2 separate regions of the Homo sapiens genome follow, and region 1 is linked to region 2. A link is an interaction called in ENCODE POLR2A ChIA-PET data of the cell type or tissue named here. Cell type or tissue: GM12878. All regions are shown on one strand. Each heading gives the region's core, and the rest is flanking DNA. Links, peaks and the distances in the headings are about the cores only.

Region 1 (5,444 bases), core at 251-5,250, 66 kb before region 2:
TGCTGTTTTTGATCATTGTATGATGGTTATATAAGATGTTAAGGCTGGGCATGGTGGCTCACACCTGTAATCCTAGAAGTTTGGGAGGCTGAGGTGGGAGGATCGCTTGAGCCCAGGAGTTTGAGACCAGCCTGGGCAATATAGTGAGACCCTGCCTCTACCAAAACAACAACAAAAAAGTTAACATTAAGGAAAACTGAGTGAAGTGTATAGTCTACAGAAAATTTTTATGCCATTTTTGCAACTTTGTAATAAGTCTGATATCATTTAAAAATAAAAAATTGAAAGCTAAAAATAAATGAAAAATAGTATGCATGTTACTCTAAATATTTATATTTATTTTTCTTTTTATTTTTGAGAGAAGTCTCGCTCTCGTCCCCCAGGCTTGAGTGCAATGGCTCGATCTCGGCTCACTGCAACCTTCGCCTCCTGGGTTCAAACGATTCTTCTGCCTCTGCCTCCCAAGTAGCTGGGATTAAGGTGCCCGCCACCACACCCGGCTAATTTTATTATATTTTAGTAGAGACAGGGTTTCACCACGTTGGCCAGGCTGGTCTCGAATTCCTGACCTCAGGTGACCCACCCACTTAGGCCTCCCAAAGTGTTGGGATAACAAGTGTGAGCCACCATGCCTGGCCTCTACATCTCAATAGTAGTTATTTTTATATTGATGAAATCGCCATAATTAAAAAATTGCTGTTTTTAAAAGTGGATTAATATTTAGCAATCTCAACTATCGCAGGGACAAAAAACCAAACACCGCATGTTCTCACTTATAGGTGGGAATTGAACAATGAGAGCACTTGGACACAGGAAGGGGAACATCACACACCGGGGCCTGTTGTGGGGTGGGGGAGGGGGGAGGGAGAGCATTAGGAGATATACCTAATGTAAATGACGAGTTAATGGGTGCGGCACACCAACATGGCACATGTCTACATATGTAACAAACCTGCATGTTGTGCACATGTACCCTAAAACTTAAAGTATAATAATAAAAAAAATTGTTAAAAAATCAAAGACAATAAAACTACCAAATTTGTAATAAAAAAAAATTAGCAATCTCTATGCAGTATTTCTTTGTAAATTTTTAGTGGTAAATAAAGGTTAGTTATTATGTAGTGAATCATATGTGGAGCCAAGGGGCTTGTCCTCCTAAAGGTTTGCTGAAAAATCACTGAAATGAGGCAGATTGATTAATAGGAGAAAAGACATACAAATGTATTTAATGTATATACATGTGAGCCTTCAGAATGAAGACCCAACCCCTCAGTGAGGTACAAAAACTTGTGTAACATCTTGAGGTTACAAAAAGAATGTGGGCTCAGAGTATGGCCAAAAAAAATAATAATCATCAGTTATAGCGGTAAGTCAGGTTTTAGTGGCAAAGCAGATCACGGGAGGGAGAAAGGAAGAGGCTTGCCTAACAAATGTGGTCTTGTTATGTAGATGAAACCTCACAGGTAGGAGCCCTTAGAGAGAATAGATGGTAAATGTTCCTTTTCAGACCTTTAACTCTGTTAATCTTTCCTGGATCCAGAGAAGTGCTGGCTGTATTAATGCAGATTCTCTACAGATGGACATATGCAAATTTCTCCCACAAAAGACATCCTTGCAGGTCACTTCAAAGTATGGCAAAGAAATATATTTTGGGGTAAAATATTTTTATTTCCTTCACATGTTATAATCAAAAGACTCAGAGATACTCGACAATATCTTTCCAATATAATAAATAAGTAGGTGATCATATGAACTATTATATGAAATACTAAGTGCCCTAAGACCAACAAAGAATTTTGCTTCACATGTTACGATGCTCCCTAAACAGTATTTTGGTTGAAAAGCATCTCCTTGTGTAGAAGGACAGATTTGTTTCACTTGCTTTTGGATCTTCAAGATCTTTATATTATTGTACTTATTCCTCCTGTTTAAATTGAAACCGAATTATACATATTGAAACAGTTAGATAAACCATTTACTTTCATTTTTCAGAAAATGGTAATATGCAGATTTTATTAGCAAGAGACATTTTACTGCCATCTGCCAAAAACTCTCATAGCATCAATTTTTAGAGCCAATAACATTATAAATACAAATATTCACAAGAATGGAAAATTATAAAGATGTCTATGAGTTGGGCACAGTGACTCATGCCTGTAATCCTAACACTTTGGGGTGCCAAGGCAGCAGGATCACTTGAGCCTAGGAGCTTGATGCTGCTTGAGTGATCTATGATTGGGCAGAGGGAGATGCGCTCTCTCAAAAAAAAAAAAAAAAAAAAAAAGATAAGAATGACATCCTTTACGCCCTTGTGGTTCACAGTCTGAACAGCTGGTCTTGGAGTTACTGAAAATGGAAAAGGTCAGTTTTCCATGGGAGACCAGCCATATAAAATCTCTCGTCTAGTTGTTCTTGGATTCCTTCCAGAAAGAATAATTGAGATGTGCTTCTTTTTCATATTTTCTTTGCTCTGCAAGCCAAGTCATCATAACGTAATAATCTGCTTAAAGCAAGTGGACATTCAAGCACATATACTTTTTCTTACTTGTTTCTGTCAACCTGAAATAATCAAAAGGACCAGAATCCAGTTTAAAGAGTTTATTCAAGCAAAAAGCTGGGAATAGCCATCTGAGACACAAAGACTCTAGAGAAATGGGGTCAGTGTTCCTAAACGAAAAGCTAAGTTCTTACTTATATAGAAAGATAACAAAGACATTTAGTAGGATTATAACATTTTCTATAAAAGACTGGTTTATGAGTTACAACAATGTAATTTGTTGCAGTTTTGTTTTCTTTTCCATAATGCTTGTTTTCTTTTCTTTATAGCTGGTTTTTATTTCCTTTCCAATTAAAAAGAATGTATTTAACATCCCATCTTAAGACAATGTGATAGCCATGAAGTTTTTGTGTGAGAAAGGTAAGAGGAATGTTAATCTATAAGTGAAGAGGGAAGCGGTCTTCCTCGGGGCTCTTTAATAATTTGCAACATTTTACAAAACAATATAGGCAAGGTAAAAGGCTAATCTATAAACAGAGAAACAAAGTTTACGGCTGCCTAGGTTACAGCTGTCTTTCACGTGACTCAGGTGCCATCATCACATTCATTTATTTTGTTTTATTTTATATTTTATTTTATTTTATTTTTTGCTTGTAAAAATTTATAAGGTACAAGTGCAATTTTGTTACATGCATAGATTGCATAGTGCTCAAGTCAGGGCTTTTAGGGTACCTATCACCTGGATAACATACATTTTGCCCTTCAAAAGTAATTTCTCTTCATGTACCCTTGCAATCTCCTTACCCTTCTGAGTCTGCATGTTCTGTCATTCCACTCTCTACATTCATATGTATACATTTTTTTAAGTTCCAACTTATGAAAACATGAGATATTTGTTTTGTGTGTCTAGCTTGCTTTACCTAAGTTTTTTGTTTGTTTGTTTTTAAACAATATAGCTCTGTCACCCAGGCTGGAGTGCAATGGCATGATCTCCGCTCACTGCAACCTCCACCTCCTGGGTTCAAGCAATTCTCCTGCCTCAGCCCCCTGAGTAGCTGGGATTACAGGTGCACAGCACTCTACCTGGCTAAGTTTTGTAGGTTTAGTAGAGATGGGGTTTCACCATGTTGGCCAGGCTGGTCTTGAACTGCTGACCTCAGGTAATTCAGCCACGTTGGCCTTCCAAAGAGCTGGGATTACAGGTGTGAGTCACCGCGCCTGGCCTTTACCTAACATATTGACCTCTAGTTCCATCCATGTTGCTGCAAAAGACATGATTTCATTCTTGTTTATAGCTGAATACGTGTATATATGCCACATTTTCTTTATCGAATCATCCATGGATGAACACTTAGGTTGAGTCCACATCTTTGCTATTGTAAATAGTGCTTTAATAAATGTACAGGTGCAGGTGTCTTTTTGATATATTGATTTCCTTTGGGTAGATATTCAGTAGTGAGATTGCTGGATTGAATTGTCGTTCTATTTTTACTTCTTTGAGAAATCTCCAAACTGTTTTCCGTAGACGGTTACTAATTTACATTCCCACCAACATTGTGTAAGAGTTCCCTTTTCTCCACATCCTCGCCAATAGTTGTTTTTTTTTTTTTTGACTTTTAAATAATAGCTGTTCTGACTGGGATAAAATAATATTTAATTTTGTTTGTTTGTTTGGTTTTGAGACAGGGTCTTACCCTGTTGCCCAGGCTGGAGTGCAGTGGTGTAGTCACAGCTCACTGCAGCCTCGGACTGTTAGGCTCAGGTGACCCTCTCACCTCAGCCTGTCGAGTAGCTGAGACTATGGGTGGGCACCACCATGCCTGGCTAATGTTTGTATTTTTTGACAGGTGGTTTCTCTCTATGTTGTCCAGGCTGGTGTCAAACTCCTGGGCTCAGGTGATCCTGCTGTCTTGGCCTCCCAAAGTGCTGGGATTACAGGCATGGGTCACCATGCCTGGCTTAGATGATATTTCATTGTGGTTTTAACTTACGTTTCACTGATAATTAGTGATGTTGAGCATTTTTTCACATAACCGTTGGCCATTTTTATGTCTTCTTTTGAAAAATGTTGGGCCAGGCATGGTGGCTCATGCCTGTAATCCCAGCACTTTGGGAGGCTGAGGCAGGCAGATCACCCGAGGTCAGGAGTTCGAGACCAGCCTGGCCAACATGGTGAAACCCCATCTCTATTAAAAATACAAAAAATTAGCAGGGTGTGGTGGTGGGTGCCTGTAATCCCAGCTACTCAGGAGGCTGAGTCTGGAGAATCGCTTGAACCAGGGAGGTGGAGGTTGCAGTGAGCCAAGATCGCGGCATTACACTCCAGCCTAGGTGACAAGAGCAAAAACTCCGTCAAAAAAAAAAAAAAAAAGGAAAAAGAAAAATGTCTACTCATGTCCTTTGCCCACCTTTTTTTTTTTTAACAGACAGATATGACTGTTTCTCATTAAAGGTTTATTCACTAAAATGAAATTTGAATTTCATGATTTTCATATAATGAAATATTGTATTTTTTATTTATTTTTTTTTTGAGACAGAGTCTTGCTCTGTCGCCCAGGCTGGAATACAATGGCATGATCTTGGCTCACTGCAACCTCGGTCTCCCAGGTTCAGGTGATTCTCCTGCCTCAGCCTCCTGAGTAGCTGGGGCTACAGGCATGCACCACTATACCTGGCTAATTTTTCTGTATTTTTAGTAGAGACGGGGTTTCACCTTGTTGGCCAGGCTGGTCTCGAACTCCTGACCTCATGTGATCTGCCTGCTTCTGCCTTCCAAAGTGCTGGGATTACAGGCGTGAGCCACTGTGCCTGGCCTGATTTTCACATAATAAAATATTTTAAAAATTTGTCTTCAACCATTAAAAAATGTGAAAATCAGGACGGGTGTGGTGGCTCATGCTTACAATCCCAACTCTTTGGGAGGCTGAGTGAGCCAGGAGTATTGCTT
Region 2 (5,444 bases), core at 125-5,124:
GAAACATGGCGAAACCCCGTCTCTACAAAAAATAACAAAAATTAGCTGGGCGTGGTGGTGGGTGCCAGTAGTCCCAGCTACTCAGGAGACTGAGGTAGGAGGATGGCTTAAGCTCAGTAGGCAAAGGTTGTAGTGAGCCGAGGTTGCACCACTGCACTCCAGACTGGGTGACAGAGCCAGATCCTGTCTCAAAAAAAAAAAAAAAAAAAAAAAAAAGATGTATCAAAACATCATGTCATACACTATAAATATGTATAATTTTTATTTGTCAATTAAAAATAAATTTAAAAAATTACAGACATATGTATTTATTTTTCATTTGTTCAGGCATTCCACAACCAAGTATTACATTTCTACTGTGTTTATGTAAGTGTTGCTGAAAAAAAACACAGAGTCTCCATTTTTACAAGTGAAAAATTGGTGTATTACTTGCCCTTCCTATTGTGTAATGTGATCAAAAGTGCTCTGTAAAACCTGGCCAAACATAATGTGGATTTTTTTAAATGGATAAATAGGTATGTTCTGGGTATAGTGGCTCATCCGTGTAATCTCAGCACTTTGAGAGGCCAAAACAGGAGGATCCCTTGAGACCGGGAGTTTGAGACTACCCTGGTCAATAGAGTGAGACTCTATCTTTACAAAAAATTTAAAAATTAGCCAGATATTGACTGGGCACGGTGGCTTACACCTATAATCCCAGCACTTTGGGAGCCCGAGGCGGGCAGATCGCCTGAGGTCAGGAGTTCGAGACCAGCCTGGCCAACATGGTGAAACCCTGTCTCTACTAAAAAATACAAAAATTAGCTGGACGTGGTAGCAGGCACCTGTAATCCCAGCTATTTGGGAGGCTGAGGCAGGAGAATCGCTTGAACCTGGGAGGCGGAGGTTGCAGTGAGCCGAGATCATGCCATTGCACTCCAGCCTGGGCAACAAGAGTGAGACTTTGTTACCGCCTCCCGCCCTCAAAAAAAAAATTAGCCAGATATTGTGGTGTGTAACTGAAGTCCTGCTATTTGGGATGCTGAGGTAGGAGGACTGCGTAAGCCCAGGAGTTCTGCAGTGAGCTGTAATCGTGCCACTGCACTCCAGCCTGGATGACACTGTGAGACTCCTTCTCTAAAATAAATAACCATAATTTTATATGGATTATTTTAGTTGAGAAGATGAAAAGTGTTGCAAATTGTGTTGTGTATCTGCACCTCTGTGTTCCATATCTTGAATTTATTAGAATGATTAAGGTTGATTATTAGTGTCTTGATATCTAGACACAGATTACATAAATTGAAGAAAACCATCTTCTGTCTCTTATTTTAATACTTCCCTTGTTTATTGTAAATGGCAGATGTTTATGTAATAGAAGAAAGCTCTGTTAGTATGTACTTTTGATGACTTTGCACCAAGAAAAATGCATTTAACATATATATAAACCTGTGCAAAATGTGTTCCTTAGAGTTAGAACTCAAAATGAATTTGAGATGTTGTATTGCCTGTTCTAGTATTACTTCCTCGTCTAAATTGCTTCAGTGATTTTCTATATCCTTCTAGGAAAAACAAGACTAAAGTTCTGTCATGTCCTATTTACCTATCTAGGCTTATCTCAAACCATCACTTATCTGAGTCAGTTCTTAGCATAGATGAATATGCAAATTGTGACATCAAAAATACAGAATGTGGCCAGACGTGGTGGTTCACACCTGTAATCTCGGCACACTGGGAGGCCAATGCAGTCAGATCACTTGAGGCCAGGAGTTCGAGAGCAGCCTGGCCAACATGGTGAAACCCCATCTCTACTAAAAATACAAAAATTACCAGGGCATGGTTGCATGCACCCGTAATCCCAGCTACTCAAGAGGCTGAGGTTGGAGAACTGCTTGAACCCAGGAGGTGGACGTTGTAGTGAGTCAAGATCATGCCATTGCACTCCAGCCTGGGTAACAGAGTAAGACTTTGTGTGTGTGTGTGTGTGTGTGTGTGTGTGTGTGTGTGTGTGGTGTATAAAATATTTATTTTTTTCAAGTTTCTTCAAATGTCATAATTAAAATATATATAGAGAATGTTGGGGAGGGGATCAAATTTAAATTACTATAAGCTTAAAATAGCATGTTATAACTATAAGGTGTTATATGTAAGCCTCATGGTAATCACAAAGAAAAGACCTATCAAAGATACGTAAAAGATAAAGAGAAATGAATGAAAGCGTATCTAGTTATAGTTTAAATATGGTTTGTCTACTTTAAACCTCATGTTGAATTTTTAAAAAACTTTTAAATTTCAGTAGCTTCAGAGGCACTAGTGTTTTTTGGTTACATGGATGAATTGGATAGTGGTGAAGTCTAGGATTTTAGTGCATCTGTCACCTGAGTAGTGTACATTGTACCCAATAGGTAGTTTTTCATCCCTCAGCCCCCTCTCACCCTCTTCCCTTCTGAGTCTCTAATGCCCATTATACCATTCTGTATGCCTTTGTGTGCCCATAGCTTAGCTCCCACTTATAAATGAGAACATGTGGTATTTTGGACTCATGTTGAAATTTGATTTTCTATGTTGGAGGTGGGGCGTAATGTGAGATGTTTGGATTGTGGGGGCAGATCTCTCATGAGTAAGTTAATGCCCTCCATTGGGGGTGACTGTGTTCTCACTCTGTTAGTTCCCATGAGAGGTAATTGTTAAACAGAGCCTTGCACCTCCGCCTCTGGCTTCCTCTCTTGCCATGAGATCTCTGCATATTCCAGCTCCCCTTCACCTCCTACCATAAATGGAAGCCCTCACCAGATGCCCAATCTTGAACTTTTCCAAACATCAGAATTGTAGCCAAAGAAACCTTTTTTCTTTAAAAATTACTCAGCCTCGGATATCCCTTCATAGCAATACAAAACAGAATAAGACAATACCATTACAGAAAATCATCATATCACAAAGAAAGACAGCAAGAGAGGAAGAAAGAAACAAAGGATCTGCCAAACAGCCAGACAACAATGAACAAAATGGAAATAGTCCTTACTTTCAGTAATTATTTTACATTAAATAAATTAAACTCACTGATCAAAAGACATGGAATGGCTGAAAGGATAGAAAAAAGACTCAACTCTATGCTGCTTACAAAACACTCACTTCAGCTTCAAGAATAAACGTGAACTGAAAGTAAAGAGATATAAAAAGACATCCCATACAAAAGGAAACCAGAAGAGAGGAGGAGTAGCCACACTTATGTCAGACAAATACATTTTAAGTCAAAAACTGTGAAAAGAGACATACAGTGCCATTATATCGTGATAAAGAGATCAATTCATCAAGATGATAGAACAATAGGTAATATGGAACAATATATAATACACACACACACACACACACACACACACTATTATGTACCCAACATTGGAGAACATAAATACATAAAGAAAATATTAATAGGTCTGAAGGGAGAAGTAGACAGCAAGACAATAATAGTAGGAGACTTCAACATTGCACTTTCAACAATGGATAGATTTTCCAGACAGAAAATCAATAAGAAAACATTGGACTTGAACTATACTTTAGACTAAATGGACCTAACAGACACATACAGAATATTCCATCCAACAGCAGCAGGATACACATTCTTCTGAAGCACACATAAAACATTCTCTAAGATCATATATTAGGCCACAAAACAAGTCTTAACAAATTTCAAAAATTGAAACAATGTGGTCAGGAGTGGTGGCTCCTGTCTGTAATTCTAGCACTTTGGGAGGCTGAGATGGGAGGATCGCATGAAGCCAGGAATTTGAGACCAGCCTGGTCAACGTATCAAGACTCTATTTATGTATATTTTAATGTATTTATTATAAAAATCTATTATATGTATCTATGTATATTTTTGTATATTTTATAAAAATTAAAAAAAATGAAACTATGTCAACTATCTTTTCCAACAACAGTGGTATGAAATTAGAAATAAATAACAGAAGGAAAACTGGAAACTCAGAAATATATGGAAATTAAACATCATACTCCTGAACAACCAATGGGTCAAAGAAGAAATTGAAGGAGAAATTAAAAAAAATATATTGAGACAAACAAAAATGGAAACCCTACATAACAAAATGTATGGAATGCAGTAAAAACAGTTCCAACAAGGAAGTTTATAGCAATAAATACCTACATTAAAAAAGAAGAAGGATCTCAAATAAGTAATCTAACATTATTCCTTAAGGAACTCAAAAAAGAAGAACAAACTAAGCCCAATGTTAGTAGAAGAAACGAAATAATACAGATCAGAGCAGGAAAAAAAAAAGAGAATAGGAAAAGAATAGAAAAGATCAACAAAACTTTTTTGAAGACATAAACAAAATTGACAAACCTTTAGCTAGCCTAAGAACAAAAGAGAGATGACTCAAATAAAATTAGAAACCAAAGAGGAGCCATTACAGCAGATAACACAGAAATACAAAGGATTGGCTGGGCACAGTGGCCCAGGCCAAGGTGGGTGGATCACTTAAGGTCAGGAGTTCGAGATCAGCCTGGCCAACATGGCAAAACCCCGTCTCTGCTAAAAATACAAAAATTATCTGGGCATAGTCGTGTGCGCCTGTTGTCCCAGCTACTCAGGAGGCTAAGGCACAAGAATAATCTGAACCTAAGAGGCAGAGGGTGCAGTGAGCTGAGATCGCGCCACTGCATTCCAGCCTGGGCAATAGGGTGAGACTCTGTCAAAAAAAAAAAAAAAAAAAAAAAAAAAGAAGGAAATACAAGGATCATAGGAGACTACTATGAATAATTATATAACAACAAATTGGATAACCTAGAATAAACAGATAAATTCCTAGAAATATACAACCTGACAAGACTGAATCATGAAGAAATAGAAAATTCGGACAGATCAGTAAGGAGATTAAATATTAAATCACTAATAAGCCAATGTGGTGGCTTATGCCTGTAATCCCAGCACTTGGGAGGCCGAGGTGGGCCGATTACGAGGTCAGGAGTTTGAGACCAGCCGGACCAACATGGTGAAACCCTGTCTCCACTAAAAACATGAAAATTAGCTGGGTGTGGTGGTGGGCACCTGTAATCCTAGCTACTTGGGATGCTGAGGCAGGAGAATTGCTTGAAACTGGAAGGCGGAGGTTGGAGTGAGCAGAGCTTGCACCACTGCACTCCAGCCTGGGCGAAAGAGCGAAACTCCATCTCAAAAAAAAAAAAAAAAAAAAGAAAAAGAAAAAAGAAAAAAAAGCCTTAGACCTGATGGCTTCACTGCTGAATTCTACCAACATTTAAGGAAGCATGAGTACTAGTACTTCTCAAACTCCTCAAAAAATTAAAGAGGAAGAAACACTTTCCAACTGGATTTGTGAGGCCAATATTATCCTGACATGAAAGCCAGACAAGAACACTCCAAAAAAAAAAAAAAAAAAAATTACAGCCCAATATTCCTGAGGAACGTAGACGCAAAAATCTTCAACAAT

What was found. ChIA-PET counts read pairs that join two places held together with the same protein. Peaks named below come from ENCODE experiments on the same cell type or tissue, not always from the same donor. Only the 100,000 strongest peaks of a DNase experiment are listed, where the experiment ranks them.
Region 1: POLR2A ChIA-PET joins it to region 2 with 5 read pairs; 2 of 35 experiments call an interaction of 5 or more read pairs at or near these places.

The regions. Positions count from the first base shown.
Region 1 is chr7:138,201,857-138,207,300 of GRCh38, reverse strand. No RefSeq gene overlaps it. Among named protein-coding and RNA genes, the nearest start is that of MIR4468, 81 kb to the right of the region's middle. RefSeq lists enhancers at 1-86, 1,055-1,920 and a silencer at 1,244-1,538. In GM12878, for the core only: no CTCF peak of the experiment used is centred there; no DNase peak of the experiment used is centred there.
Region 2 is chr7:138,135,676-138,141,119 of GRCh38, reverse strand. No RefSeq gene overlaps it. Among named protein-coding and RNA genes, the nearest start is that of MIR4468, 15 kb to the right of the region's middle. RefSeq lists an enhancer at 2,638-2,747. In GM12878, for the core only: no CTCF peak of the experiment used is centred there; a DNase peak (open chromatin) is centred at 3,049; H3K27ac peaks cover 1,356 bases.